Linked DNA regions of Mus musculus: region 2 is linked to region 1. The links are chromatin loops, found by intact Hi-C in ENCODE. Cell type or tissue: heart. All regions are shown on one strand. Links, peaks and the distances in the headings refer to the core of each region. The heading gives the core; the rest is flanking DNA.

Evidence for each region. Peaks named below come from ENCODE experiments on the same cell type or tissue, not always from the same donor. Only the 100,000 strongest peaks of a DNase experiment are listed, where the experiment ranks them.
Region 2: it touches region 1 in a loop (2.3-fold over the local background); 3 of 42 quality-filtered maps call a loop at or near these places.

What each region holds. Positions count from the first base shown.
Region 1 is chr1:151,097,444-151,110,059 of GRCm38, reverse strand. All of the region lies in intron 1 of Gm36139 (a long non-coding RNA gene), which reads left to right. It also overlaps the pseudogene Gm19087. Among named protein-coding and RNA genes, the nearest start is that of Gm36077, 20 kb to the right of the region's middle. In heart, for the core only: a CTCF peak has its summit at 6,901 (motif pointing left); DNase peaks (open chromatin) are centred at 4,559 and 6,789; H3K27ac peaks cover 3,167 bases.
Region 2 is chr1:151,147,732-151,160,347 of GRCm38, reverse strand. It overlaps Gm36139 (a long non-coding RNA gene), which reads left to right and starts at 5,102. Exons shown (of 3, transcript XR_387463.3): 1 at 5,102-5,450. In heart, for the core only: no CTCF peak of the experiment used is centred there; a DNase peak (open chromatin) is centred at 6,897; H3K27ac peaks cover 599 bases.

The DNA of each region.
Region 1 (12,616 bases), core at 2,406-10,405:
TGCTATGATCTTAAGGTTTGACTTTAACTTCTTCTGTCTCCCCTTCAATAAATCAAATAAATGCAATAAATCCTTGCCAGGATAAAACAGCGCAACCCTATGGCTTGGAATGTTGCGTGCGATGATAATAGGATCCTGAATATTTCTGAACACTGTGTATATCAATTTTTAGATTTCAACTCAAGGCTAACAGCTAAGAGAGGAGCACACATTCTGAAGCCTAGACCTACCTTTTTATGATCTCAGCTGCCTAATAACTGTGGGCCTCAGACCCGCTCAGGTGCTGCCTCTGAACCTCGTAGACACCAGCTCTGGAGAAGGGAGGGTGAAGCTGAAATCTCAGGTCAGCCTGTTGATCTGGAGCAAGCTTCTTAACTTTCTGACATCTCATTTCTCCTTCCATAAAAATGAAGCCATTAACACAAAGGTCAGACTTCTCGTCGTAGACTCACCTGTCTGCATATCAAAACAACAGATTTTAGTAAATAGAACCAGATGAAGATTTCAGGAAACTGAGGTAGGGAAGTGGCTGCACAAACATTAGGACCTGAGACTGGAGCTCTAGCACTTCTATAAAAGCCAGGTGCCACAGCACAATCCTGTAACCCTGGGCTGGCAAGAGCAGGGACAAGTGGATCCCAGGGGCTCCCTGGCCAACCAGTCTTTTTTCTAAATGGCCAGCTCCAAATTCAGTACTGACTATATCTCAAAGCAGTAAGATGCAGCACTATAGAAGATGCTCAAAACTGAGCTCTGGCCTCCACAGGTACATGCACAGCTAAGCACACATGTGCACACACATGCACATAACACACGCACATGCACAATTCAAGAAACTGATAGTAGTTGACATTGTTAATCTAGCAAATGAAGTCATTTCTGAAGATAATGTAACTGGTGGACCCTACAATACTCAAGGCAGGTTGTGTGAAATGGGAAGAAGTAGATAGTGTTCCAAACTGAAACTGCTCAGTCATGTTTTATTGATTTAAATACAACTCATCTCACGTGCATCAGCAATCTTACCACACTGCACTCAAGACAGTCAAATGAATTAAACATTAGTGCGAAGAATAAATACAGAAATGCTTCTAATTGCACTAAACGCATCTATATATAGTAAAACACCCTTCATATTGTATACTACTTCTAACTGAGTAAATGTTTGACGTGAAGCCTAATTTAGCAAGACTTCAATTTCTCAATGGAAAACACTCTCTTCATCAGCGGTGACTGTAATTTCCCATATTAAATACTGTTTCTAACAGTGATTTGTTGAGAAAACCCCAATCCGTATACAGCCCATCTAATTACAATATTCTTTTGAAGCTGAATGGTTCTTAAGGATACCTTGTGATGGTTCCAAACTAATCCCTCCCAACCAGGTTAAAGAATGAGCCTCTGCAGGAGGAATATGAATTCAGAGTGCCTTGGGGTCACAAATTGTTTTATATTTATATAGTTATATATTTACCAAGTCCCTTCTGTTTATGATCTGTGAAGATCCTGGTAACACAGAGGTGCCACCTGTCACCACCAACTTCTCTGCCAGTTGCTTTCAGGTGTCACTGTGTACTGGAGAAGCATACCCAATACTAAAGTGGCCACTGATTTCTTGTTAAGATCTTGTTCAAAATGAAATCCCATACTGGAATCTTTTTGACATATAAAATCTTTCCATCTAATGGACGCTCAACATTTGAGGGTGTAGAGGGATGCTCACTGTTTCTATCAACATTACATTCTGATGCTTAGAGTTTTAGTCCAAGAGCAAATTTTCATATCCTCTAAGACACCTCCTGGGATTGAGCCCACGGCCAGGGGATAGTCTCTGTTCTTCAGCAGTAACAACAAGATTTCTGACTTCTTGTAAAAAAAAAAAAAAAAAAAAAAAAAAAAAAAAAAAAAAAAAAAAAACTGTTTCTCCTAGGAGGAATGGTCCCCAACAATTTAGAATGCAAATTCCCCTCTTTATATATAATATCAGGGTCTTTTTTTTTTTTTTTTTGTATCTGCAATGCTGGACTATTAATCCCAAGCATCAGAAGAACCAAGGGTAAGATGGGTGTGACCTAAAAATATATACATGAAGTAATGCCTCTCTCTCTTAAGTTGGAAGGACATCATACACAGTCCATAGCAACAGATGCCTGAAATGCAGTATGCAGTAAAGAAGGAGTGTTTTTCTTCTCTGTTGGTTAGCCTAGGACTACCAGCCTCTCCATCATTCTAGCAAATACACATCTTAGATCACTTTCTCAAAAACATTTATTCTGCACACCAGTGATCCCCAAAGGTCTTCTTGGTTTGAGATGATGACCTTAGGCTGTAGGGAAGGAAATTCTTCTGAAGTTTCCCAGGCCTCTCAGGGAGTCAGGACCTCCTCTAGACCTACGGGACCCTCACTATTCACATTGCCTAAGGCAGAAACAGCAAGGGCCCTCATTTGGGTGGGTGTCTGGGAGAAGGCTGCAGAAAGTCTTGAGATGCCCAGTAAGTCTCTAATGAGTGGCTGGAAACTACCAGTGTCCCCCAGCGCCCCCTTGCCCCAGGCAGTCACTTAGTGAAGGGCTCATCAACATCCATCATGACAGCTGTCCTCTCGCCATCACTCCCCAGACCCTGATAGAGTGGCATCAAGGTTAGGTAGATTGTGATGCCCTGAGATTTTAGATAAGAGGCATATGCTATGGTTCAAATCTATGTGCCCCTCCAAGTTCATGTGTTAGGATTTAATGTCCAAGGTAATCAATCATATTAAGGGTGAGACCTTTTGGGAAGAGGCTAAGTCTTTACCATTATGTCCTCCTGAGTGGGATAAGGATTCTTTAAGGGAAGTAGAGGGAACTGTCCTCTTTAATACAGTTTAAGTCTGGAATGTCTCCCAGAGAACCCTTGGGTTAAAAGTTGGTCTTAGGCTTGACACTATGCTATGTGCTCCCACAATGCTATGCTGCCTTTGCTCAACAGGGCCACCTGGTCATGAACGCTGTGAGCTTTGTTCCTGGACCGTGTGATGATATACCATTGTCCCCTCCAGAGGACACAGCATGAAAGCCCTGACCAGACACTCATCTGCAAGTGTCTTGATTTTCGAGTTTCTAGGTTTCTAAACTGCACAAAAGTTCTATTATTTCTAAACTAATAAATTTATGGCACTTTGTTATAACTCCAGGAACAGACATATCCAACCTACAGTAGACTCTAGTAGTTTGTTGTTTAACTGTCCTACTTTCAGAGTATACAACTTCCAGTGCATGTACTGCCTAGAATAAAGACATTATTGTGTCTGCTCCCTTGTACCTACATGGCCATGTGATTAAGTTATAAACCATGAGAAATGTGTAAATAGAGTATGATAGCTTTGGGGAGTTTTAGATTAAGGCGTGTTTTGTTATCAGTTTTATCTCTGTTTCCTGGAATGTAGATGTTGTGTGGAATATGAATGCCAGCATTTGGAAAGTGAGCAAAGAGATTTAGAGAGGTCTGGGTTAAAGCTGTCGAGTTTAGTAATGATACAGGCTTTCTGATATATTGCACGGGACATGGTGAGAATGAAATATTATCGATGTTTATCCTAAATTCAAATGTTCTTGAGTCTTGTGCCTTGCTTTGGCGTACATCCTGATCTGGACCCCACACAGAAGCCATATCAGCCCCCAGGAAGTCTCCCAGGGATTCTACATATGAGGAAACCAAGCTGCATCATATTTTTCTGTCTCTTGTACACAAACTTAATTCAACAAAATCAAAGCAGTATGTTCCTATACTGAGCCTCTCACCTTTAAAACTTTACCACAATGCCCTTTTCTTCAGTGTTGCTTGTAAGTACAAAATTGTATATTCCATACACCTTTTTACAGTTTCTACAGACATTTTGGGGTTCTGGGGATGGCTCAGTGGGTGAGAGTACTTGTTACTCAGGCATGATAACCTGAGTGGGGATTCTCCACACCTACTTAAAAAGCCAGCTGTGGCCATACTCACCTGTGAACCGAGGACTGTGGGATCAGGAGGTAGAGACAGAAAGCTTCTTGGAACTTGACGGGGACCAGCTACCCAATAGACAGCAATCTCGAGGTTCGCTGAGAGACATTGTCTCAAGAGAGCAAGGCAGACAGATAGGCTAGAACACCCAATGTCCTCTGACCTCCACGTGCTCATACACCTGCACATACATGCGTGTGAACGTACGTGTTGGGCCATAGTGATCGCATTTGGTTACAGTGATCTGCTCATATTTATGGTTTACAATGCTTTACAATGGCCTCATTTTTTCATTTTACATACAATGTCTCATTATTTGGCCTTGCTCATATAACTGGAAAGAAGTGAGTGTCAGGCTTGAATTTGCATCTGCTAGCTCAGTCTGTTGGTGTCTCTGCTGACTTACGACTTCTGTCCTGACCTTAGCTGATTTACCAGGAATGAAACACAGGCAAGTTGCCCTTTGTTGGGAGTGACTGAATGCAGGGAGCCCATCTGTTCTGCTCTGTGGCCTCAAGATCTGCAGGTTCAACGTCTGAGTGTCACAAGGCTTTGGAAAGGGGACCAAGCCAGGATGATTGCATTTGTAGGTTGGAGGGAGTGGTGGTGGGGTGGAGGTGGGGCACAAGTAGCCTCTCACACAGTTACATAAGAAGCATAAAAATAGAGGCTGTCTTGATTGTGTTAGCATCCGGATGAGTTCCTAGAAGACTTCCTTTTTGGCGACTTTGAGTGAAATTCTCCTTCCTGTAGCAAGAAACTCTTGCAAGAAGTTTGAATCAAAGTTCTTCTGTTTTTAAAGTATGGCTTTGGGATAGAAGATCTGGGTGCTTAGTAAACATTTGATTAGATAGTGTTTTCATATTTGCTTTGAATAGTAAGTGTAAGTAATACTACCACCACAATAAGCTCCCAAGCCTTGGTTGATGTCTTGGTTTTTCAAAATTGTTAAGAATGTTCCTGTGGAGGACTAAACCACCAACCAAAGAGTACACATGGAGGGATCCATGGCTCCACCCGCATATGTAGTAGAGGATGGTCTTGTCGAACATCAATGGGAGGAGAGGCCCTTGGCCCTGAGAAGGCTTGATGTCCCAGTGTAGGGGAATCCCAAGACAGGGAAGTGGGAGTGGATGGGTTGGGGAGCAGGGGTGGGGGGGAAGGGAATAGGGGATTTTCAGAGGGGAAGCCAGGAAAAGGGATAACATTTGAAATGTAATTAAAGAAAATATCTAATAAAAAAGATAATTAAAAAAGAAAAAAAATCATTAAAAGTAGGCATTGAAAAAAATTAATAAATTTTTTTTAAAATTAATAATAAAAAAATTAAAAAATGTTCCTGGACTGTCTTTTGTGGATGGTCTTCTCCATGAACCTCCAGAACTTCAGGCCTTCAGGAACTCTTTCCGTTTTAAAGTTGTGTTCCTGCTTAACCACTCAGCGACCCTCTCTCCAGCCAGCTGTTGAGGAGAGGGCTGGGGAGCTGCCTGTGGAATGGTTGCAGATACCAGGTCTGGAAGGCATTCATTGGCTGGAGGTTAGACAGCTGCTCATAGAGAAGGCAACTGGACAAGTAGGGCTGAGTTTTGAACCCAGGAAGCAGAGGGGCGGGCTTTATTCCATCTCGTTTCACTGTGTACACCCATCTTTACCACAATCATTTCAAACACTTTTAACTCGAGATAGCTTAGGCAGGACACAGTAAAAGCTCATTTCAATGTGTATTTTGGAATTAAACCATTTTGGTCTCTAATTAAACTTTAAGAATATCCCAAGATTTCCAGAAAGACCGATACAAGGCATCCATTGGCATTTACTGTGATTTAGCCAAAGCAGCCACTGTCATCATCTACAAATGTATTTGCAAAAAAAAAAAAAAAAAAAAAAAAAAGCCCTAGAATTGAGTTTTGATGACCTTATTTACAAGGCATCTATAACCCTTGACCTTATCTGTCTCCTTGTTCCTAGTCACTGACTTTAGAGCATTTAATGGAAAGTTAGTTTACTAAAACATCTACATTAGGATTCTCTTCAAATGTCTACAATATGATGAGGATACCCATAGGGTTTATTTTTAAAAGGCTTCCACTGCTTAAACAAATTAAAAGCAGTAGTGCTGAGAGTCTCTTTCAGCTCCCATATTTCCAATGTGCTGTCTCTCTATTTTTAGCTGTCATTGAAAGGACTAACTCCTGATTGCATCTACATGGTGCAATTCAAATTACTTAAGCTGTTTTCGTTAGCAGGAAAAGTTAGTTTCACTAGGGAGCTTCTTGCACAATGCTTGTCTCCAGCTTGTCTTAAATCAATTAGTTCAGAAACTCATAGAGCTGGAAGTCTCCAGAGCTGTCTCCCAACTGATAACCCATGCTAATAATTTGCACAGCTTATTCGACATCGGCAAAGTGAAACATGCTTTTGCCTGTTCATAATTGAGTTCATCTCTCTTGCGTTAACCGTATTGGTTGGTTTAATTAAAGAGCCACAGGCTTGCTAAGGACCAATATGGATTATCTCCTGCTTCGAGTTCCCTCTTGTTTAGATTTGGACATCTGCTTTGGGTCTAAGGGACTCTCTCACTGTCCCTTTAACAGCAATGCGCCCCCTCCCCTGCATATCTCACCCAGGAGTGTCTTAAGCCTGAAATATACAGCTAAGTCATATATTGTGTCTTGTTGTAGCAGCAGCTGCTGTAGTTTGTTTTTAGGGCTGCAGTTTGAGGTGAAGGTCATACTTTCTGTTCTCATGACTGCTGATAATGGCTGCAGGGCTCCTGAGGGAGCAGCCACAGACCAGAGCATGATGGGAGAAATGAACTCAGGTGACCCTTCTGTTTTGCTTAGATGAGGCATTACTGGGGAGTTCTTACCTAGGGCCAGGCTCCTGCGTCTGTCACTGCCCTCTACTGGATCAGTGCAGATGCCCGAGCGACACAGAGGGGCAGCTGATGAAGACTCTGGAGCCCAGCTCTGGGGATGTGGAGACAGACCTTACTCTTCACATCACCTGCATGCAATTAGCTGGTGACCGACCGTGGGTTGCTTGGTTTGACGTTTGCTTGTGCTGGAACGAGTCACATCTGTGAGATCTACCAGATGTGGGTTCGATTTGATTTTGCACAGTTGCAAAATAAATTGCATTTGGGCTTTGAGAGAAGATATATTTAGATCAGAGACATGAGAAGACCAAATGTTTCCAGAATGCGGAAAAAGACCGTGGCAAGAGCGTTTTACCGAGGGCGGATGGTTTGTGTCTAAGCCGACCCAGAGATGTATATTAAAAATTTCTTCAGAAGTTATCATAATTCCATCGTAAGCCTTCAATGTGCATTGCTGTGGAGGGGGACAGATCGACTTGGGGGGCTATTTGCTTTAGTCATCAACATGACTTTCCTCCCCAGAACCACTTCTTCTGCTCTGATCCCTATACATTTATCAACCCCTATTCCCTTTGCTTAGCTTAATGGCTTTTGGACTCTCAGCTACGTTTTATTTTTCATCCAAACTCTCTGCAGAAGTGGCAGGAATGGAAAAATAACCCAGAGATGAGATCTATATGCTTGTCCTTTGTGGTCCTTGGGAAAAACTATAGAAAATTCAAGTAAGAATAAAGAGGAAACATTAAGTCACCCCATTTGTCTCTTCCAGTCCATCTTTCTTTACCTCTGTGAGTAGCTGGTGAGGTTGCTTTTATCCAAAGCCCCCCCCTGCCTTCTGACCATCCCTTGAGTTATGTCAGCGTGAGTTCAGGTCATTTATGCCCCACTTCCCCCAACCCCCACTCCCATGGGGTGGCTGCCAGCTAGCTGCACTTCTTGAGTGAAGGCCCCAGCCTGTGGCTAGCAGTCTCCTTCCCTTAACTCTCTCTACAAAGCTTCCTGTCCTAGGCATTGCTAGCCCTGATGACTGGTAGGGTTCACCCCAACACCTGTAAGGTTCTCTATCAGAACCTCGCAAACGTGCCCCTTAATACACTTCTCAAATTACTTGAAGAGTTTCATTTGTTTTCTGCAGAAACTCTGCATAGTACAGTTATAATTACTATCCCCAAATAAGCTATTGTGAGTATTTTCTTAGCTCAAGCTACCATTAGGATGTTGTATATAGGTACCATATTTAGCATGTGCTTGCACATGTATCTCTGTCTATTTTTCTATATATTTTCCACACATGAACATGGGAGAGAAATGAGCTGTGTGGAGAGAAACGAACTTTAGGCAGTGAAGCATCTCTGTGTGGTATTGTCCTGGTGGGTCTGCACCATTAGACACTGGTAAAAATCATGGAATGTACATCAAGGGTAAACCCCACCAAATAAGCCTTGCCCTTTTGGTGATGATGATATGTCTGTGGGGGCTTATCAGTCATAAAACATGTACCACTCTGGTGTGTGTGTAAGGATGCTGATAAGGGGAAACTGCCTCTGTGGGGCAGAGGGCACATGGGAATTTTATTGTTGTTTTTCTTTTTTTCTGGGAATTATTTTAAAAATTATTTTTAAAAATGCTCAAAACACTGAATGATCTTTAGCTATTGGCTTATTTATTTATTGTGTGTACGTTTGCAACTGCACGTGGCGGTCAGAGAACAACTTGAAACAGACAGATCTATCCTTCTATCTTGTGGGTTTCAAGTGTCCAGCTAGATCTTCAGGCTTGGGTTCAAACACCTTTACCTGTTGTCCTGGTTAGGGTTTCTGTTGCTGTGATGAAACATGGCGAGCAAAAGATAGATGGAGAGGAAAGGAGTTTATTTGGCTTACACTTCCACATTGTAACCCTTCACTGGAGGAAGGCAGGGCAGACACTCAAACAGAGCAGGAACCTGGAGGCAGGAACTGATGCAGAGACCATGGACGGGGTGGGCTAACTGGCTTGCTCCCCATGGCTTGTTCAGCCTGCTGGCTTATAGAGCCCAGGACTGCCAGCCCAGGGATGGCACCACCCACAATGTGCTGGGTCCTCCCCCATCAATCATTAATTAAGGAAATGCCTTACAGGGTTGTCTGCAGTCTGATCTTATGGAGGCATTTTATCAATTGGGGTTCCCTCCTCTCAGACGACTACAGCTTGTGCCAAGTTGACATTAAATTAGCCAGCACATTCACTGAGCCATCTCTTTTGCCCTCAAGCTCAAAGCACTAAACCATTTTTTAAATGTGTGGTTCCTTTTAAATTGGCACAGCATTCTCAGTGCTAACACATTTTGTCATGTCTGATTTATGGCTGTAGTCTTCACTTGAGAAAAATGACGCCTTTCCTCTTTCCTCACAAATGTCTGTAATAAATGGGTGCTCCCTGATCTGGGACTTTCTCATTTCTTTCCCTGTCGTTAGTTTAAAGCGCGGTCGGTGTCGGTCTTCCATGCCTAGATAATGTGAACACGTGATTAATCACAGCGGTCTCTCTTTGAAGCCCTTTCTTGCTGATGATTTCACAGCCAAGTCTTGCGGTGCAGATATTCAGGATCATTTTTATTTAGACTCCTGAATATTTGCAAGAATAGACTAGCAGCTATAGACCAGCAAGAATAGACCAGCGCTTCTCAATCTGCGGGTCGTGACCCTTTTGGGAAACAAATGACCCCTTCACAGAGGTCGCCTATCAGATATCCTGCATATCAGATATTTACATTGCGATTCATAACAATAGCAAAATTGCACTTATGCGGTAGCAATGAAAATAATTCTACGGTTGAGGGCCACCACAACAGGAGGAACTGTATATTAAAGGGATACAGCATTAAGAAAGTTGAGAACCATGGGTGTAGACGGTGAACTTAAGAGTCTCTTAAAATCTCTGGATCTGTCTAGGCATTCGCCACATGGAACAGTGACTATACTGTCCTCAACATAGGCATGTGGCTGTCTATGGGCTGCACTGAGTCACCTGACTCCACACCAATGGATGGTGTCTTTCTTCAACATAGACACTTAAGGCGCAGAATTTTGTTTATTATTGTACATTGGCTCAACAAGATAAGGGAACGTGCTTCATTCAGAGGCAGCTTGATGAACTCAGTGGAGAGGTTGCCCCATTGATTTCTCAGAAGCTGCAATGGTCACCAGGTGGTGGATCTCTGGGTGCACACATGTTCTCAATGAGCAACTTGGAAATGCATGAAGGAGCAATGGTTGATGTGGGAAGCACGAGTCCTTCTGACAGGTGTGTACATGGACCTTCCATACTTTCAGAACCTTTCACCCGCTCATCAAGGCTTACAGAAGTGATGGTTGAAGATCTGATCATCTAGTTTGTAAAATTAGGTTTTTGGTGTGACCAGAATTGGAGGGGTTTTTGTTGTGTTTTGTTTTTGTTTTTTTTGTTTTGTTTGCCCTGCCATTGCTTTCTGAAAACGATTCCTAGAAAATTTTTGACCTTTGTGCTACATGGAGAAAGGAAATGTATAGATTTGATAAAATCAGATAATTCTAAATTTTCTTTTTTAGTTCTTTGAAGGAATTTTAGAAGTTCTATTAGTTGAGTACACAGCAGAATGAGGCAGTTTTTTTTCCCCCAGTGTTGTGAATTGAACCCAAGGTCTTGCACACACTAAGTGAGCACTCCATCCCTCAGCCCCAGAACATCTGGGAATCAGGTAGAACTACAGGGGAAGAAAATGAAATGAAACATTTGCCCATTCGGTTCTATGATATTTGTTTATAATTCTACCTTTTAAAATCTTGTACCCTAAACTGGGTGTGGTTGAACAGGCCTTTAATCCTAGGACTCCAGAGGCAAAACCAAGCAGGTCTCTGGGAGTTCCAGGCCAACCTGGTCTATATAATGAGTTCCCAGCCAGCTAGTGAGACCTTGTCTTAACTCCCCAGCCCCTGAAACCAAAAGGATAAACAACTGTTCCATAAATACACGATCATTCAAATGCGTTTTAAAGTATATAGCACTCATTTACTCTGATGTTATGCTATAGATGTAATGTTTAAAGGAATACAGGCATATTAATATAGTACAGAAAAACATGTGACTGTATTACCATATTATATAACAGTATATAAGCTATAAGTAGGATTTAGTGTGTCATCAATTTTATATATGACTAATGTTTGGCCAATCATCCCTGCTCGCCTGAGATGAGGGTTGCCAGGGATATGGGTGGGGCCTTTAGTTAAAGATACATATGAATAATCAGAGTACACAGCACTCCAGAATATTCTCTAAAAGGTAACCCTAGCAGGGATGAAAGTGTCATGACTTGTCTACAGCTTGGCTGTATTCCTTCTCTGTAAGAAAACAGGTCCAATATCCTTTCTGGATTCTTGTCCAATCCCAAATGGAGACCCCTTACCTCTCTCTTACAGTAGGCAAGAGAGCTGCTACCCCAAACTCATGCCACTTTTTTATTTAGTGTACTACCTACATTGACAATTCAACACTTGCAGTCGGGATATTTGGGTACAGAGCAGGCAGGACTGAAGGAAGAATGATACATTCAGAAGGAACTCCACATGACACAGAGTGAGGCGTTCTGTAGAATGGATAAAGAAGAGCCCCAGGCCAGCTTTATGCCCAGAGAGGACACAAATGGTCACAGTCCATTACTGAGTCAGTGTCTGTCAGAACCACCAGTGCCAGAAAAGCCCAGTGCGTCTCTATGGAAAGGCAACATGCTTTCTAGGGTCTTTATGTAAGGACAGCACTTTGGGTTGCAATAAGCAGTACAGTACCACAAAAAACAAACAAACAAATAGACAAACAAACAACCCCCGAGATCACAGATGAGCTTTGGGTGTTGCTTAAATACAGACTGAAGGTTTAATTTCCAGCTCAATTCAGTCAAGAATTCTATCTCGAATTCCCCATAGAATAGGTTCAGATACAAATGTGTCATCTGTAAGAAAATTAAGTGGGAAGAACTATACAAAAGATCTAGGTTTAAGGATACTTAGCAGCTGGTACAACCGGAGGTAGATGTTAGAGTCATTGCAAGGTGGCCTGAACTCCCTCCTGTTGAGGCAATGTTTTATGATGGTGTTTCAAGCAAGCTTTTGAAGTCTCAGAAGCCATGATTTTGAGGGATCCCACCTGACATTTGACCTGCACGTGGCCCATCGGGCCCAGAAGCAGTGGGACAGAGTTCGCCATGTTAGAGTTGGGAATCCAGACAAGAAAGCTACCTAAATAGAAACATCCTGCTTGTACTTGCTGTTCTTGCAGCTAGCTGTCTTCTGTCCTAAGACATGAATGAAGAGAAGGCACAAACACTGTCTCTGTAGAATGCAGAGCAGCACTGAGACAGTCAGTTCTCTGGGTCCTTGAGGAAATGAGTCCATTCATGACCAGGCCCCACACACATCCCTTTGGCTTCATTTTGACAGTGTTCTCAGAATCACTCAGATGATGATCAAGCTTCCACTTAGTGCATACACACACACACACACACACACACACACACACTGACTTTTGCTTTGGTTCCTTGAGTGTCACCAACCTTGAGCAGCCTACCCCGTGTTTCCTCTTGCTCTCTCTGTCATCTCTCCTTTCTTCTCTCCCTTCCTTCCTGCTTGCTTGCTTCCCCCCCCCCCATTTTAATTCCTACCCAAGCCCACAGGCCTCTTCAGCATTTTGGGATAAAACTCTGACTAGAGCTCTATAATTTTCCCACCCATTGCT
Region 2 (12,616 bases), core at 1,992-9,991, 51 kb before region 1:
CCCACCAGGTAGGAGGAGTATGGGACTGGGTAGAAAGCAAAATAATGGTCAAGCTGGGGAATCACTGTCTGAGTCTGCCTGGGGGAAGAGAGACTGTGAGAACCCAAAGTGAGACAGGGACAAGAGGACCACTTCTAACTCTTCTCCCACAATGCACTGGCTGCTGAAATGGCTGGAAGCTACTGACCCTGTTACTCCTCTGAGTCCTCTATGCTGGGGACAGTGAGTGGGATGTCCTCTCTCAGTAGCCCCACTTGTGATTATCCACTGGCTAGAATAACACATGATCAGACTAGGGCACACCTGGGGGTGAGGCCATCCTCCCTGGAGAATCTGTTACTCAGGACCACCTTGAACTCCAGGATGATCATCTTCATCTCCTAGCAGAGGCTGGGGGTGGGGCAGATGATGGTTGGTTATGTCTGGTTTGCAGTCTGGCCATTCCTCAAGGGAGCAGACACCAGCGCTGCTGCTGCTGTGGCTGCTGCTGTGGTAATGTGGCAGGGCTGCCTGCTGACTCTGAACTTCTGTAAGGCTAACCAAGATCTGACATGTTAATACAGCTTTGATGCTCTCAGCCTCTAAGTCACTGGAAATACAGTTCTGGGAAAAATTCCTGAGGATATTTCTTTGAACATTGGTATCTTCATCTAGAAAGGGAGGAAAGGAAGGAGGGAGGGAGGGAGGGAGGGAGGGAGAAGCAAAGTGGGGAATTTGTGCCTCCACAATTCCCCATTTTGGAGAGAACTATTTATTTCCCATCACTTATGAACATCATGGTCTCTTATTTTAAACTTCTTTAATGATTGCCCTTCCAAAGTTTCCCCTGTTCAGAAAACACTGGTAAATAGAAAACTTAAGCATCTCCTTTCTGTTAGAAAAGGGTCTGTTTGTTATTGCTCAGTGACACATTGCATAAAGGAACATTTTAAAACTCACAAATATTTTCTTGTAGATTATTTCATGTTGATGGGCAGGGAAGGACCAACATTCTAAGGTTACTGGTATACAGACAGGTGAATTAACTAACTGGCTCATGGCCATTCCTGTAGTAAATGATAAATCTGGGAAAAACTTCAGGCTTCTACTTTAAGATCAAGGCAAATGGCCTATGAGAAGGAAGGCTTTGTTTCCTCGTCAAGTGTAAAGGAAGAAAAATATATTCCATGATTTTCTAAATCAGGAATTTAGAATATAGTCTTTACAAATTAAAAAAAAAAAAAAAAACCCCAAAGCTGTGCTAGTAGTCTGTGCACTGTGTTCATGCCTGGTATACTGCAGAGGTCAAAAGAGGACCTTTGACCTCCTGGAACCAGAGTTAAAGATAGCTGTGAACCTCCACATGGCTCTGGGACTTGAACCTGAGTCCTTGGGAAGAAGAACCAGTGCTCTTTACCATAGGAACATCTTCCCAATCCAAGATTATCCAAGAGCGCAAACAAAGCAAATCTTCAGCCCTGATGTCCTTTATGGAGGTAACTGCTGTTATGAGTTTGGTATGTATTTTTTCCTTAAAAAAAACAAAACAAAACAAAAAACTCAATGGTACTTTTATGTCATTATAAAAGTGGTATATGGTCATTACAGGAGCCAAAAGGGGGGGACCCCTCCTTTTCAGTGCTACTTGGAGACAGAGTTAATATTTCATCATGCTTCCCATTAACCTTGATAGAGGCATGCTTTTACAGCTATACATATCTTACATAACTAAGGCTTTAGTGCGTGTATGATTGACTGCTTTTTAAAAATTTACATATCAGGAAAATTTTCTCATGCTAATGAGTTTTTGGAACGATATTTTAAAGGCAGCATGTTTCTTTAATTAGGGGTGGCACAGTCATTTCGTTAACCATTTACTACTTACTGGAAGTTTCCAATGTTTGTATAACTGTAAATGATGCTGAGGTGCTATCTTTTTTTCATAAGGAAGGAATGCTTCTTAGGCTCAAATTTTACACATTTTCCTTTATTTACCCTACCGAGCATATTGGCAGAAGTCCTGAACTGTGTTAATTATCAAATCAAATCATTTGGGGAGGCTCCCGTCTCCTGGCCACTGGGCCATTTGTACCAAATGAATAATGGAGAGAACAGTGGTAACGAGCATGGCTCCGTGGCTGTTCATTAATGCCATCTGCTCAGCAAAACATTAATGAGCTGCACTTTTGACCCGTGAAGAGCGCTTTTAATTACAGTTCTTTCTTGGTGTCTTTGCTCTTTTGATTCCACCAGCCTGCCAGAGCCTTTGAACATACTGTCTATGCTTTGCAGCCATGAATGAGCTCTCTGGCTTTGAGCTGATTTAAGCATTACAGTAGAAAGGGCATGATAAAAGGGCAAATATCCCTCTAAGCTTTGCTTTTCACACTGAAGCTGGGATAAATGAGATAGAGGTTGAAAGCTCCCACAGTTACTTGACTAGTAGACCAATCACAAGAGATCTAAGCAATGAACGGTTGCCCAAAGATTACAAGTGCTATCAAAAACATAAACATAATCAACATAAATAGCAATCAGAGACGTTGACTAATAACTAAAATATTACAGCATTTTAAGCTGTAAAATCCACTATTTTTTCAATGGAATATCCAATTTCATCATGGAATACTGCTGGCATACATAGTATACAAATGGATTCATTTGTGAAAAGCTTACTTGCCAGTGAGGTTGAAAATAGATGCTATCTGGTCAACTCAGGAGTAAATATTGATGTCTTAAGATCTGCCTTCTCTGTGAGGCAATATCTATGTTTAGCAAAATGTATTAAAAAAGAATTATCACGGTAGGATTCTAGCAGTGTTTAGTTATAAATGTTAGTGATATGATTGTAATTTCTGGGAGGGAGGAAATTATCAGCAGTGTCACACAAGAGACAGAAACACTTTGTCAAACTCCTGTTCCACAAGTTAGCTGATATGCTAACACCATGGTTATAGAAAGGAGTGACTGCACATGAAGGCAGCTCACCACTGTCTATAACTCTAGTTATAGCAAATCTCACGTCCTCTTTTGGTCCCTTCAGGTACTCCAGGGAGAACACCCATTCACATAAAAATCAAAATAAATATATTATTAAAAAATAAAAAGAAGAGTGATTATGGTTATATAAAAGAGTGTGTTTTAGAGGCAAATTTTGCCAGAGGAATTTGGAGAGACGTTTTCTTATTATTGAGACATTTGCATTTCTGACATAGTTGATCAGGAGGTGAAGCACAAGGCTCTTCCTGATCTTCATAGCTCCCAGCTGCCTTGTCTAATGACGTCACCTAAGCCAGGTCCTATCTGGGTAAGAGGAAACACAGCCCCCAGCACACAGGACGTATGTAATCTTAGTGCTTGATTTGGTTAAGTTTCTGAGTTCATAGTTAATCAAAGCTTGCTTTTTATCAAATTAAACAGAATAGAATGCCACAGATAGCTCCTACGGACACCGACACATGACACAGTTTGCTCCCACTGGGAAAGCAGCCATTTCTGCCCCTGGAAATGCACTTCATACTGTTACTGTCACCACCACTGATAGAACAAATTTGGCTGTCCCTGCTTCTTGGAATCACTTGATTCCAAAGTGACATTTTCACTGCTTAGGTCTTAGGGTCCTGCAGAAAAATGATACCAAACACTTCATCACTCTTTAACATACACAAAAATCCCCTCTGACTTAATCCCAAATATGAAATGTGTTGGCTGACACCATAACCAGAATAATGTCAGATCTTTCTGAGGATGTGGGCAAGGGCAACCCAGCAAATCTCAATCACATGTGTATGTTAACTTGTATTGGCTTTGTGGTTTTGGTACAAAGTTAAGGCCAGGTAGGCAAGAAGTTGGACATGAGATAATCAAAGCATCTGCGCTTGTATCTTGGAGTGGGGTTTCTCCTGATGACCCGAATGCTCCCAAGGTTAAAGCTGCCTTACAACTGCAGTGAGGCTCTTTCTGCTATATCAGAAAACTCATGCGCCACAGGGCTTTCCTAATTGAGTCAAATACACACCAATGAAAAGCCTGTATTGACTCTGGGAAGGGAAGCAGATCAGTATCTTGCTCAGCCATCCTCAGAGACTTCCTCCTGCAGCAGATGGGACCAAATACAGAAACTCATAGCCAGACATTATGCACCAGTGAGACCTTGAAGCACTCAGGCCTAAAGAAGATGTCTCCATCAAATTGCTCCCCTCAGGGATCAGGGAACCCTACAGAAGAGGAGGCAGAAAGAGTGTAAGAGACAGAGGGGATGGAGGATACCAAGCAAACAAGGACCTGTAAATTCACATGGCAAGGCCCTGTAAATCAACAAAACAGATGCACTCATCCCCAGAGACTGGGGCAGCACACACAAGGCCTGCCTGGGTCTGGATCTTCACCAGTTGGGTTCCTAGAACTGAAAGGAAAAAAAAAAAAAAAAAGACACTCTGAAGAAGCTATCTCCAATTGATAATCACTTGCAAATGATAATGTCCTTTTCTCCAAAAGAGTTTCACTGGGGGAAACAAACTATTCTTAAGGGGGTAGGCTGCTTGCCCAGCAATAGTGGCCAACAGAAAATGAACTCAATGGCATCTTTGGATGTTCCTTGCCTCATAACGTAATGTTAGGCCTTTTTCTCTTTTAACTTTATCATTATTTTACTTATATGTTTTTCTTCCTCTCTCTTTTTATCTTTGTGTATATATATTATGATGTCCATATATATTATGTTGATGTGTTTTCATGGGGTTCCTGAGTGTTCAAATAAGTGAGTCTTCTGTTTGTTTGTTCTGTTCTGTTCCGATGTGTTCGTTTTTGAAATATCTATTTTTAATAAAAGGAAAAAATAGGAAGACAAAAAGAAATCAAAGAGGAAAGAAAAGTCGGAATCTCAGAAGAGTCGAGCTTACTTATATGATCGCCTGTAAGGTCTTGCCTCTCCTACCCTTGGCTTTCAAGAGATTCAGAAATCCCCTAAAGAGAGACCCCAGTTCTTTATGATTTGGGGAGGGAGAAAGCGGTCACTGATCCTATGAACATGCCACTGGTCTCAAAAGTATTCACTGAAACTTAAGACTCCAGAAAGGGATCTCTGTGTGCTGCTATCTGAGCTTACGCTCTCTCTCAATCTTTCTCTGGAGTGGACTTTGATTTACTAAACAAATTTAAAACTTAACTTTACTGAAAGCTATCTGTGCTCCTCAGTTGAATTCTTTCCTTAAAGAAGAAAAGAAGCTGGAGAAACCTTTGCATTGTAATGAAGTTAGTTCCTAATTAGGAGCAACATTCTGATGGAAACAGACATAGTGACAGGAAGCATTCAGCTGGACAACAACACTGTAGAAGCACAGCAGGCTGGAGAAGAGAATAAAGATCTACATCAACTCATTGGCCCAGTGAGCAAATCACATCCAGCTTTGTGAGCAATGATACCCAGTGGACTCAGCTGGCTCCCAGGTGTCTCCTTGTTCATCTAGGAGGTAATGTTGTTTTCTGTGTTACAAATTGTGATTGACTGGGTAGCTGCAAGGCAGCTTTATTATCAGTTTATGTTGAGTCCCTATGTATTTTATTTCCCATCAATGTTGTGTGTTGCTTATGCAGCACTCAGCAAGTATTGGGATATAGAGGGAGAAGGTCCTGCCATCTGGTCTACCTCCCCACTGAGGTCTTTTGGTAAGGATTGATCTAGGCTACAAGTATTTTCACCATCTCAGTTTATGCTGAGTTATGTCCTTTCTCCAAACCTTACCCATAAACCTCTGATCTCACTCTTCACAAATAGTCTAATATCAGACCAACCCCCCCCCACACACATTTCAATAAATCTTGACTGATTAGAACTCAGCACCACCACTTTTGACAAGCAAATTGGCTAAAGAGATCTTTAGGTTTTACTCATAAGGTTTTCCTTTTCTGCTTTCTAAGAGAAGTATTACCCAATGGGTGTGAAACAGTCCAGTATCCTTCCAGGAGGTGCTAGAATATCTTAACGGTGTCTTCTCTAAGCCTTTGTGTTGACTAAGCTTGCAGGTCAGTCTCCTTGGTTTGCCACGCTCTCCGGTCGAGTCAGCTTGACAGGCTGAGGCTTGAAAGCTACTCACGAGGCAAAAGAGTTTCACAGAAACTCGCTCCTGGAGTCTGTCGTTCTCTCTAACCCATACATTAATTTTCCATTCCCGAGTTAGTCTAGTGTATGGATCCACGTGCTCTCTTTTAGTATTATCTTAATGTAAGTGCCTTTTAAGATTGAATTCTGACATAGCTAAAGCCAGTGTTCCAACAGTCCTAGAACGTCCTTGAGCAAGACCATGGGCTTAGAATTCAGGAAGAATGTTGCTATTCAGTGACATTTAGAATAGCCTCTGGTACTACACTATCACTTAGAATAAAAGCCAAGTCGCTCCCATACACAGGAATTTACAATGGTTTAGGAAGTAGATCAGGCTGTGGTTTTAGAGTACTGCATTATTCATGAGATGGTTAGCTAGAACGGAACTCCCTAGTTAGAACCATGACTTGGGTGTGAAAGCCCTTGCCCTAGGAGAGTAAAGACCTCACACCCAACTTCCTTATTGTCTTCTGTATAAAAAGTTTGATGCTCAATTTAAAAAATTACATTCAGATTCTACATAACCTCTCCTGTGTGCATCTGTCATTCATCCAACGCTTTGCCCACCCGCGACTAGAGACCCGTTCCACGCAGACAAAAGGGGCCCAGAGGATCTGTGGCATTGGTTCAGTGTCGCTTAAGGAAGGGTGGCAGAAGTAGCTGTGCAGGGAGTATGAACCCCTTGTTTACAAAACTACAAAATGTGCTTCCAGGAGGAGTTTGTACTTTGGCCTGTAGATAAACTCTTCCCTTTAAGATTAATACACAACAGGGAACAGCCAGTTAGTGGTGAGGCCGCAAAGATAACCCACTCATGATGGTCAGCTGGTGTCCCATGACCTGACTACCGGTCTTTATCAAACTTCTGTAGCAAGGTGTTTCTCGTGAGGGGAACAATTACTTGCTGAAAAGGACATGGCTTTTATCCAAAACCTTAGGGGCTTCTAAAAGCCTTTTGTATTATCACTTGCTGTGGGCTCAGTTAGCACCCTTACCCACTTATCCCGTGCATCTGTGTTAGTTTGCTCAGATGAGTCACAGAGGTTGGAAACAGAGCTGGTGGAGCTGTGGTTCCTAGCGGTGGGAAATTCCTGTTGATTAGGGGCTCTCTTTAAAGTTGCAGCACAGTAGCATACAGATATAGAAAAGCTACTCTCAAAACCCACAGATGTCCACAACACTTTTGTCTTCTTTCCAGTGGGAAGAATACAAAATTAGTGGTTTTAACAGAGTTCTGGAGATGCTGCCGGCCTATCCCTCCGCATCACTGTGTCCTCAGAAACTAATGTCATACATCCTGATATCATTTTGGATTCCTCTCCCCAGCTTTTCTGCACATTATCTTACTACAGCATCTATAATAGCACGATTTCCTCTTCCTTCCTTTCTTCCTTCCTTCCTTCCTTCCTTCCTTCCTTTCTTTCTTTCTTTCTTTCTTTCTTTCTCACATATATGTTTTGCAGTTTTGTAAACAAGTGGTTCATACTTCCTGCAAAGCTACTTCTGACCTGTCCACACCCCTCTCGAAGCCACCCTGAAAAAGACCTGCAAGGAGTCAACACAAAGGCTTAGAGAAAGCACTGTAAGATATTTTAGCACCTGGTGGAAGGATCCTGGACTCTTTGACACCCACTTGGTAACACTGCTCTTGGAAAAGCAACAGATGAGTTCGATCAAGTAGGGTTTCCTGAAAGGATCAATTCTAGCACAAGTCCTGAAAGTTAGTGTGACCAAGAATAGTGATGAAAATGTATTACCGCATGCACTGGGAGAAAGCAGGGGTTTGATGTCTGTACAGCAGTTAAACGTAAAAGAATTTTTTTTCTTGATTAGTGGCTACATATCACCAAATGCAAGCCATGTATGCTTGTTCAAGTGAAATGGCTACCTCTAGAACAGAAGGTACGGTTGAATGCCAGCTTCTGTTTCTCATCTACTGCTTTTCTGTCAGATGCATCTGCCTCAGGCACTCTAAAGCAGCAAGTTGAACAGGGATGAAAGATTTGCTACATCTGTGGTTCAAGTCTTTGATGGCAGAGCAAGGGTTTGTATTAGTCATGGGAATCCCAGAGATTTGCTTGATATTTCTCCAATAATTCTCCACAGCTCAGGGAGCTATGTAATTGGAGAATCAGCCAAGTCCCGTATAGGCATATTCTAACTATATATTAAGACCCCATAAAAATCATCACACCGCAGCTTCAGAGTTCCCATTGGCAGCTGAACATATTGGCTATTATTAGCGTCAGTTATAAATTCTATGGCGCACGAACTAGTGAGGTGGCTGAGCAGGTAAAGGCACTTGCTGTGAAAGTTTAACAACCTGAGTTTGGTCCCAAGGACCTATAGGAGGGAGAATGGACTAACTATAGTCACCCCTTGACCTACACACACACACACACACACACACACACACACACACACACACATAGGCACACACACACACACAAAACCATAGTCACCCCTTGACCTCCGACACACACACACACACACACACACACACACACAGAAAGAGAGAGAGAGAGAGAAAAAATAAATACATTGTGTATCCCTGGATGAGTCTCGAGGAATTAAGAATGGACAGGTATTTTTAGTAAAAATCTAAAAGGCTGAATATTGATGTTTCCCTTCTCTGATACATTAGTTACTTTGATGAATGGCCAGAGCTCTCATCCAATGCTTCCCTTTGTGAAAGGATGTGGGAGGGGTGGAGGGGGAAGAATATACAATGCCTGTTTTCCTGTCACTGCATGCTTCTTCTTCAAAAGTGGCTTTTCACTCCTTCCAGGCCTGGAAATGCCTTGATGGTCACAGCACTTGATGACGAGAGTTACAGTGGCTCCGACTGACCTTTTACAACCCAGATCTAGAATTTTTTTAAATTGTAAAAAAATCTAATAGGACCTTGAACTATTACCATTTCAATGCCAGAGCCTGGACCTTAGTCCCTGGCATGATGGAGGACAGGCAGCTGATCCTGTTGTCATGCCACTTTATCTTTGCTGCCTTGAACTTGGTTATTAAACACTAACATTGGGGACTCCAAACTGCCAGCATTTCCAACCAAGTCAGGGAAGTTTCTTTATACTCTATCAATCTCTGGCCTTCAGAAAATAGCCAGTGAGTTCTCATAAGACTTCTAAACAATGAGGAAGCAATTTTATTAAGGGGGGGGTATGTGTATGAAGACTTCTCCTAGCCTTAGTAGGGGCTAGTTCTGATATAGTGTGAGCCATCTCAATCTTCTAAAGTGTCTGTATTCCAAACCTTTTTGGGGGTCCAAGTTTTTTCTTTCTTTCTTTCTTTCTTTCTTTCTTTCTTTCTATCATCAACATCCTTAGTTTTATCAAAGGAATTTTCCTAGGCTTTCAATCTTATCACATTGTAACTTGGCAACACTTAAGGGGAATCTTTGGATTGTTTTGGAGGAGGTGGTGGTGGCACTTCGAGGAATGTCATAGTCTACCACAGGAGATTCTCATAGGAGATATGCACGAGGTAACTGATCACTGTAGCTGTAACCAATCAATTTGTAGCTGTCACAAGTCATTTGGGGTTTTAAACACACCCTTCTGTATTAATTACTCTTCTCATCGATGTGGCCAAATACTGGACGAGAAGCAGTGTAAGAGAGGAAACTCATAGTCTGGGACTTCACAGTCCATTGTGCTGTGGAACGGGTGGATGGCATCAGGAATATGGTAGCTTGTCATATTGTTATGCAGTCAAAATGAGATAGGCGGCCAAAAGTGGGTCCAGGCTAAGAAACCCCAAGACCCACCCCTAGTGGCCCGCTTCCTTCAGCTAGATCCTAACTCCAGGCCCAGGTCCAAGTGCAGTCAAGAGTTGAAACACATGACCCTGCGGGGGACATTTTAGCTACAATATTTTATCGTCTTTCAGGCTGCCCAAAGTCGGGAAAAATAGTTAACTCATGTTCACTGTCCTTGTGGTACCTCTCTCCTTTATGTGATTCTGGCTCGTCCAGAGCTTTTCTACAATGACCTTCCCATGTAGGTGACTATGGGAATTGCATTCAATAACATCAACTGGGTTGTTATTTTGTTCAACCAGCCAGAATGGATTCTAATTTCTAAGTTTCCCCATCACCTTAAGTGTCCACACTTGTAGAGTGAGCATACCTCACATGTGTCCACACTTTAGGGTGTGCTGGTAGTGTGTATCCCCCAAGGACATCAACGTTCCAATTGCTAAGATCCATGAGTGAATTAGATTACACAGCAAAGGGGAGTTAGAGTTGCAACTGAAATTAAGATTGCTAATAAACTTACCTAAAATACATAGATTATACAGATGGACTTCCAAGGATCCACAAAGGTGGAAAGGGAAGGTAAAAGAAAGGAGTCCAATGGAGGAGAAATGGTTAGAGAGATATATAATGTTGCTGGCTTCCAAACTGAAGGAAGAAACCTCTCATGTATTACCAAAGTGGGGACCCTAGATTTGCCTGGTAAACTCCCCCAAAAGAACATAGCTCTCCTGATACCTCAGTTTTGGGGCTCACACTCCTTTAATGAAAGAGTACTAATGAGTGTTGTGCTCTGCTACCCCATCTGTGCTCAGCTGTTAAAAGGGTAGTGGCCAGAAAACTAAGGCAGGATTTTCATTTCAAACACTAGAAGATGAATGGCCATTTTAATTAGAAGATAGTTATTCAGAAAGGTCTGTCTAGCTCATGGACTGGCCATGAGGGCTGGGGGCAGAGTACACATTAGAGTCACACCACGGTTTTCCCTCAGGCTTGCTTCATTGAGCTGTGGACACCTTCACAGGGAAGTGGCCATGGTACCCTCTTCTGTTGGGACCAACAATGGATGCTAACATTAAACAATGTGGTTAGGCCTTTAGCCCCTTCCCTTTTTGGATGTAGATGCTGCCCATGTCACCTTCTGAAGACACAGATTTACACAGTCTCTATTTTGGGTCTAAACAAAACCTGTTTTTTTTTCTTTTTCTTTTTTGTTTTTTTGTTTGTTTGTTTGTTTTTTCCAGTGTTCTCAGGTGCTTTTTTACAGTTTTTATTTTTAGTGATTTTATTAAACAAATGGTAAGTGTACACATTTATGGAATATGATGTTATGTTCCAACGTATGTTTATTTTGTTTATAGGGATATGAATTTATACAACCAATGTGGAGAATGGTATGAAGATTGTTAAATATAGAACTACCATATATTTGACAATCTCACTTCTGGGTACATATCCAAAGGAAATGAAATTAGTGTGTCAAAGAGACACATTGCTTATTGTAATGTTCTTTACAAGAATGAAAATTTAAAAGCAACCCACACATCTGCCAATAGCTCAAGAAGGAGGTATGGTCCACATATCTTAAAGGGGATACTAGAGTAGCCTTCAAAACACAAGGACACTCCTCTGTGACAACATGGATCTGTAGAGTGTTACGAGTCATTAACTTCTAATAAACACCAGGAGTCTGTGTGCCTTGAGTTCCCACTTGTCCTGTAGCTACAATGGTCTTTGAAAGTGACTATCTGTTGTGTGACAAAACTTTTTCTGGGAAGAAGCAACACACATGTCTACTCGCTCAGACAGGGACCATATGACAGACCAAAGTATTGCTATTACCTTCCCTGGCTGCTTTTTTTGTGTTGACTTGGCACAAGCTAGAGTCATCCCAGAGAGAGAAACTTCAGTTGAGGAGATGCCTCCATGAGATCCAGCTGCTGTACATCTTCTCAATTAGTGATCAAGGGGGGAGGGCCCAAGTCCATTGTGGGTGGTGCCATTCCTGGGCTGGTGGTCCTGGGTTCTATAAGAAAGCAAGCTGAGTGAGCCAGGGGAACAAGCCAGTAAGCAACACCCCTCTGTGGCCTCTGCATCAGCTCCTCCCTCCAAGTTCCTGTCCTGCTTAAGTTCTTGTCCTGACTTCCTCCAATGATGGACTATGATCTGGAAGTGTAAGACAAATAAACCCTTTCCTCTCCAACTTGCTTTTGGTCATGCTGTTTTGTTGCAGCAATAGAAACCCTACCTAAGACATCACCAAAGTCCAATTTGGTGAACCAATTAGCTTTATTGGGGTTTCTTATAAGAATATAGGTGAGGGGTTACTTACAAGAGCAGAAATGACTCAAAGACAGCTGCATTACCAAAGGCTACCCCACCACAGATGACAGCTCACAAAGCTGAGAATCTGGAGCACACTGTACAGACTGCACTCAGCTCAGCAGGTTAGAGTGTCCTTTCCAAGTGACTCAGTTAATCTAAAACCACTTCCAGGCAACTTGGCTGGTTTCTGCTTCTTCCTGGCAGGTGGTCTGGGCTCAGAGTCCTCTTTGCTGTTTGGTTTAGCTCATCTGAGAGTGACTCTCAGCTTTTACTGCTCACTCTGGCAGGGAGGGGCCTAGTGAATTTGGTCAGTTTCAGGGACTTCCTGAAGCTATTTTGAATTGTTCAACTTTCTGCTTAAGGAGTTTCCCAGCAGGATGGAAAGGTTACAGAACTCTATCTGGTGCAGTTGTCCTCCTCCTCCTCCTCCTCCTCCTCCT